Linked DNA regions of Homo sapiens: region 2 is linked to region 1. A link is a contact called in ENCODE Hi-C data. All regions are on one chromosome and are shown on one strand. Each heading gives the region's core, a stretch centred on a gene start or an enhancer-like site at or near the end of the contact. The rest is flanking DNA. Distances are from core to core; before and after follow the strand shown.

Region 1 (3,361 bases), core at 282-2,781:
CATCCAAATCCTGCTGATGGTCCCACAAGGGTCTTTGCTCAAGACAGGGTAGTACTATGAGAAGGTAGTGCTATGAGAAGGACCTCTGGGCTGCCCTTGGCTGTCCCAGCCCAGCTTGACCTTGATGCCTGCAAACACCTGCTTTGATTGGAGTTGTCTTGTTACTGAGTGGGTCCAGCTTTCCAGCGCTTTCCAATTTACAAACTGGAAATTCCTGCGGTGAAAGATGTAAAAATTGTTTTTAAATATTAAATATAAAAGATTAAATATGCAAAAAAAACCTGAGGTAGGTGGAACCCTGCCACTTTTGAGACCTTCCGAGAATACTGATGACACCCTTGAGAAGAGTAAATAACTGAGAGGAGCATCAACTTTGAGGAAACACACATCTCATCTTTCTTCCTCCTTCAGTCTCGCCCACAACCAGTTCCCCCACCATACCTGCTTTGACCCCATTTCCAGGATAGGTAGTACTCTCTTGAGTCATTCTTTCTGTTTCCAGCTGGCTCACATTAATAGTGACGCAGAAAAGCTGAACGGCCCTCTTTTCTCTGAAAGAGCTCATGGTTAGATTTAGCAAGAGGCTTCTGCTCTTTCTGTCCTTCCATTGGAGAGTGTCACGTGTCATTCTGTACAGCCCTGGGGTTTTCCCCTCTTCTAAAATTCTAGTTATGAATGGTTATCATAAGTGTGAGTGACTCACCACTCTTTAATATACCAAGGCATAGGCAAGGCTGTGTGACAGCAGTGGCTGGCATGTGCTTGCAGCCAGACACACACCCACCTACACCCACACTGTTTTGCTTTTGTCCTTCAAGGTTGGAAGTGCTGAACAGAGCAGAATCCCAGGTATTGTAGCATCATGGCATAATGTTTTCCACTGAGGCTTTTCCGAGTCAGAAGTGGACAACCTAATTAGGGGGGTTTTAATGTGTATGTGACATATACTCACCATCCTAAGCTGTGTCATTGGAACTGAGGATGTTTTTGACTTTTCCTTCCCACTCTCTTTCTCACTGACCCAGACCCCTTTCTGTGGAACAGAGAAATGGTAGGCAGTGTATCTTAGCCATTTATTAACGGGGCCCAGACATGATCCCCAGGACTTTGCTGACAGGTCTAAATAAGGCTAATCTACATGTTGCCACCAGGAGCTCTATTAAAAAATTGGACAGCTGGGGGAAAGGCTGGCCTACTGGGCTTTTCACTGTTCTGACTGGGCAGCCCAACATCCTATTGCCCTGATAGAATAGAACTCCTCATATCTGCCTTGCTTTCTACCAGGCTCTGGAGCCACTTATTAGCTCTGTTTTAAGAAAATTATTGATATTCTGTGTCTCAGTTTTCTCAAGCATGAAATGGAGATAAAAATTGTACTTCCCTTAAATTGTGGTTATAAGGATTAAAAGAATAAATACATGTAAAATGCTGAAATCAATATTTAGCCCACAGTACTCTTAAATGTTAGTGATTAGTAATATCCATAGCAAGCCTCTTGCTTCAAGCCCTCTTGGGAACTTCCTAAGCTGCAAATATGTGAGTAATATCACAGCCTGTATGGCAGATGAAAGCATAATCTTTGGAAAGTTGTGTGCCTTGACCTGAAAATACTTGGACTGACCATCACTGCCATCGCAAACCATAAGCAACTGAGCACTTATTGAATATGATTTTCTCAACCTGCAGCTATACTTGAAGTCTGTAGGGGCTGAAACTTACCGTTATTTCCAACGCTGTTTGTAGTTCTACCACAAAGCCTGGCCTGTTGTAGATGCTTAATTGAGTTAGCATTGAGGGGCATCATTTTGAATCTTTATCATGAAAAGGACACTTTTGCTTGGCTGAACCTACATTGACACATAATTATGCAGAGCCCACAGTTTACACATGGGTTTGCTCGATTTGTACATTCTATGGATTTAAACAAATATATACCTGTATCCACCATTACAGTGTCATACCAAGTAGTTTCACTGCCCTAAAAATCTTCTGTGCCCTATTTGTTTCCTCACCTCTAACTCTGACAATCACTGATGTAATCGTTTTCTATTTCTGTAAAATTGGTAGTAATATCCTCTTTCATTTCTGATTTTAGTTACTTGAGCTTTTTTTCTTAGTCATTCTAGCTAAACATTTTGTTGATCTTTTCTAAGAGCTTACTTTTGGTTTAATTTTTTTGTTTTTTTTTTTTTGTATCCTGTATTGTATCTTTGTTGTAATCTTTCCTTCCTTCTTCTGGCTGTGGGTTTAGTTTTTTCTTTTTTTAGTTCCTAAAAGTGTAAAGTACATTGTTAATTTGACATCCTTCTTTTTAATGTAAGCATTTACAGCTATACATTTTTCTCTTGGGTCTGATTTCTGTACATGCCATAAGTGTCGGGGGGTTGTGTTTTCATTTCTCTCAAAATATTTTCCAGTTTCTCTATAGTTTCTTCTTTAACCCATTGGCTGTTTGAGTATATTGTTTAATTTCAATGTGTGTGAATTTTCCAGTTTTCCTTCTGCTACTCATTTCTAGTTTCATTCCATTATAATTGTAAGGGATACTTTGTATGATATCAACCTTTTAACATTTGTTAAGACTTTTTTGTTAATAAATGTTTAACATTTATTAAGACTTTTTTGTTAAGCTTCAGTTGCTTAACATTTCTATTCTGAAGAATGTTCTATGTACACCAGAAAAAAGTTGACTTTGTCTAATATAAATATGGTCATCCTTGCTCTCTTTTGGTTGCTGTTTGCATGGATTACCTTTTCTCATTATTTCACACTCAATCTGTGTGTATTCTTAGCTCTAAAATGAATCTCATAAAATTGTATCCTGCTTTCCTTAATCAGTTTTGCCAATCTATGTCCTTTGATTGGAAAATTTAATCCATTTACACTTAATGTAGTTATTCATTGGTGAGGACTTACTTTTGCTATTTTATTTGGTTGCTGTATACATTCTAGCTTTTTCTTCCTCTTTTTCTCCATTACTGCCTTAGTTGATTTCTTATCATGACAAGTTTTGATTCCCTTCTCATTTCCTTTTGTGTACATTTTGTATATTCTTTATGGTCACCATAGGGACTACATATAATATTCTAAAGTTTTAACAATCTTTTTTGAATTTATACCACTTCAGCTTCAATTGCTTACAAAAAATCCTGTTCTTTCTTCTCCTTCACTTTATTGATGTCACCGATTACATCTTTATACATTATATGCCTATAACCACAGATTTATAACTATTTTTATGCATTTGTCTTTTAAATCATGTAGAAAATTAAAAGTAGAATGAGAAACCAAGTTTATAAAAATATTGATTTTTATATTTGCCCATGTGTTTACTTTCTCCAGAGATATTTATATATTCATA
Region 2 (3,361 bases), core at 427-2,926, 2.7 Mb before region 1:
TTATGGTCTCAGAGGAAATGGGAGACTGTAAGAAGTCATATAAATAAAACATTACAGGGATATAGCTTTTAGAAGAAAATGCAATCAAATAAAAACGTTGTAAAAAACTTGCCAAGGAGAAGAAAATTGAGATATATAATACCTAATAGTAAAAGGTTTTTTTGTTTTTGTTTTTAAAAAGCAAGCATGAAAGCGTGGACTTGGTTGGAAACAAGACATTGAAAAAGTAAACTCTCTCATGACTGTAGCCACAGTAGTACTGTCCCCAAGAAAAATTAGATGACTATAACCGCCTTCCCCAACAAACCAAGTTGCAAAGGACTGAAATGCTAAGAATATAATCAGCTAGGATACGAAAACCATGGTTCTCCAATGTGAGCTGAAATGGAATAATTTTTAAAAAAAAAAAGTACAAGCATTACAGTAGCCAGGTAATCAATCACTCGCACAACTGAGCCTGAACCACAGCTCAGCAGAACAATGGAAAAGCCCTGAAGATGTACAATGGATAAAAGACTTGTTCCGGCTGGGTGCAGTGGCTAACGCCTGTAATCCCAGCACTTCGGGAGGCCAGGCGGGCGGATCACCTTTGGTCAGGAGTTCGAGATCAGCCTGACCCACAAGGTGAAACCCTGTCTCTACTAAAAATATAAAATTAGCCGGGCGGGGCGCCTGTAATCCCAGCTACTCGGGAGGCTGAGGCAGGAGAATCGCTTGAACCCGGGAGGCGGAGGTTGCAGTGAACCGAGATCGCGCCATTGCACTCCACTCCAGCCTGGGTCAAAGAGACTCCGACTCAAAAAAAAAAAAAAAAAAAAAAAGAGAGAGACTTATTCCGCTGCAGCGCCAAAATCGCAAGCTCAGAACTCTGCACAGACGGCACTATTTCAAAGGTCAAAACCAGGACCTCAGCAATCTTCCATTAGGTGACTTTACAAAGTGCTACAAAAGTCATGACTACTACTATTCTTTACAACCTAGCAAGCGAAGGAAAGACCGGGGAGAGCCGGGAGGCCGTTTAGGAGAGAAAACTACTTTGACAAAGACTGCACAATTACAGAATAAAAATCAAAAATAACTGATAGAATTAAAACTGATCGCAGTTCATGTCTTTGGCAGCAAACTCCCGTTTGAGCCGAGCAGGAACAAACGCGTTATGCCTGAACCTTGTGCACATACAATTCTTTCTTCTCTTGCACGGCCCGCTTCCAAAATGCATTCACCGCCACTCTCCATGGAACCTTCAGCGGGCCCTGGGGGCAGCCAGAATTTTCCAAACGAGGAAGCTGAGGATCGGCCCAGAACCCTGAATTTTGAGGGGAGTGAGACTTGGGCCCTCACAGGCCCAGACGCGAGATATTTCAACTACACCCGGGAGGCGCGGGGTGAAAACTCCCTGGTGTCGGGCGGGTGCAGGCCCCTCGCGGCCGGTCGCGCCAGAGCTTCCACCTCAGGGTGGGCGGCCAAGCGCGTGGGCACGCTGCAGGGAGGGCCGCTCACCTGGGCAATGCCGGCGCCCATCAGCCCGCCGCCGATGACCGTCACGTGCTTGACGATTATCTTCTTGGCCGAGGCCGAGGCGGTGGACGAGGAGGACACGGAACGCATGAACTGCCTGGTGACGAAGGCCATGGTGTGGCAGCGGCGGCGACAGCGAGGAGACCCGGGCAGGGAAGACGCGCGAGGCGGGCAGCCGCGGAAAGCCAGACTCTGGGGGCGGGGACCTACGCGGCCCTGCAGCCCGCGCGCCCCCGGCGTCCCCGTGACGCCACAAGGCGGGGGCGGGGCCTCGAGTCCCGCTCTGCCCATTGGCCCTGGCTGTAACGTCCCAGCGTTGAGCGGGTATACACGCGCGGGCTCGCAGCTGTCAGCAGCCGGAGCCCGAGTGAGCGCGGGCTTGAGACCTGCTGAGCAGCGGGACCTGGCGGCTGGCGTTCTGGTGTGGGGCCGAGAACAGACCCTTCTTCTGAAAAGCCACTGGCCCCTTGTTCTATGAAGTGAGTGGTGTTGACTCTGTAAAATGCTATCCTTTGATGACATGTGCATATCTAGGCTCTGAAGAAATATGTGCTGCTTGGCTGTGTTGGTAATGGACCCAAAATGTGCACCGTTGGTTGATGTCACCAAATAATCAACTCGGGATTATTTTAATCCCGTGGACAGTGATTGTTTCCCCTAAAAGGGAAATAAATGTAGACTGCGAACACCCAAAACAAATGTCTAGTGACCATGAGTTACAATGCAAAAATCAGGCTCAGGGAAGGTAAAGAGAGAGTTGACCTTTAGTTACCCATCTTGACGTTGGACGTCTATCAGTGCAGTGAACATGTGGACGGTTTAAGGTCATAGAGCAACCTTTCTGGAATAACGAATACTATTAGAAAGCATAGGAAAGAAATGTCTTGTCAAATAATGGAAGACTGGATAGCAGCTTGGCCAATCTTCTCACTCAGGTGAATACTTTCTAATTACTGTAACTTAGTGATATAGGATTCTTATTAATTTATTTGCTTTATGTTTAAATATTGTTAACAAAAAAACTTCAAACAAGTTTAGCAGAGTTTATCTGAGCAAAGAAAGCATGAATCATGTAGTATCCTGAGCCAGTAAAGGTTCAGAGAGCTCCAGCCCCTAACAGTGGGCAAGCCGCGTTTATAGACAATATTTTTTGCAGCCTGTAATGGGCTAAAAGCTCCGCTGCGGTGATTGGCCAAGACTTGGCCACTTGTTAGAAGAACGTACTCTCAAATTACATTGCAGTTTATTTACATATTAGGTTTGATTATGCTTTGCTAGGTAGGGAGGCAACTTTAGGCCAGATTTAATTTAATAACAGTTTCCTCCTTTGGGTCAGCCTCTCAGTTTTACGAGATTGACCAGAACCTTGTTTTGTCTCAGTATGGAAGTCACAATGTCAAATTAGTTGAGTGATTATACTTTCTTCATGTTGTTATTCTAACTGTAATAACACCATTTGGTGTACAAAGGATGGCTGCATAGAGACATTGAAGACTCTCGAGGGGACAACAACACATCAGGGAGACTATTATGGCCACGAGAAGGAGTATAGCAATAAACTGAGGTACACACCTTAACAGGAGTCTCCACAAACTGAACTGATCAAAATTAAACAATTCAAAGTTCAGGCAATAAAGATAGTTCAAAGTATTTGAGTCCAATTGGTCATGGTCTAATTTAGGGCATTATGGCGGTTAAGGACTGCTAGAAATGCTTATTTCTTGGTGCCGTAAAGAAATAGCACTTGAACATAAAATTAATTTCTTTAGCAAGGCCATTTTTACTTTCTGCGGAAAGAGTACACTCGCCAGCAGTTTTGCCACAAGAGTACACCGAACAAAGG

Evidence for each region. Hi-C counts contacts between places; a loop is a spot of excess contacts on that map. Pooled maps may share reads with other maps.
Region 2: a pooled map shows a loop between it and region 1 (2.7-fold over the local background). The contact joins the promoter of HADH here to the enhancer-like site in region 1. A Hi-C loop is called at or near these places in 1 of 50 pooled maps.

Annotation. Positions count from the first base shown.
Region 1 is chr4:105,303,806-105,307,166 of GRCh38, reverse strand. All of the region lies in intron 2 of TET2-AS1 (TET2 antisense RNA 1), which reads left to right. Among named protein-coding and RNA genes, the nearest start is that of TET2-AS1, 47 kb to the left of the region's middle. RefSeq lists an enhancer at 470-749. Within about 2 kb of position 1,531, at least 2 of the 41 ENCODE cell types and tissues checked have a DNase peak (open chromatin) inside an H3K27ac peak, as active enhancers do.
Region 2 is chr4:107,988,204-107,991,564 of GRCh38, reverse strand. HADH (hydroxyacyl-CoA dehydrogenase) reads right to left here and starts at 1,676. Exons shown (of 8, transcript NM_005327.7): 1 at 1,501-1,676. The coding sequence starts at 1,632. RefSeq lists a silencer at 1,680-1,909.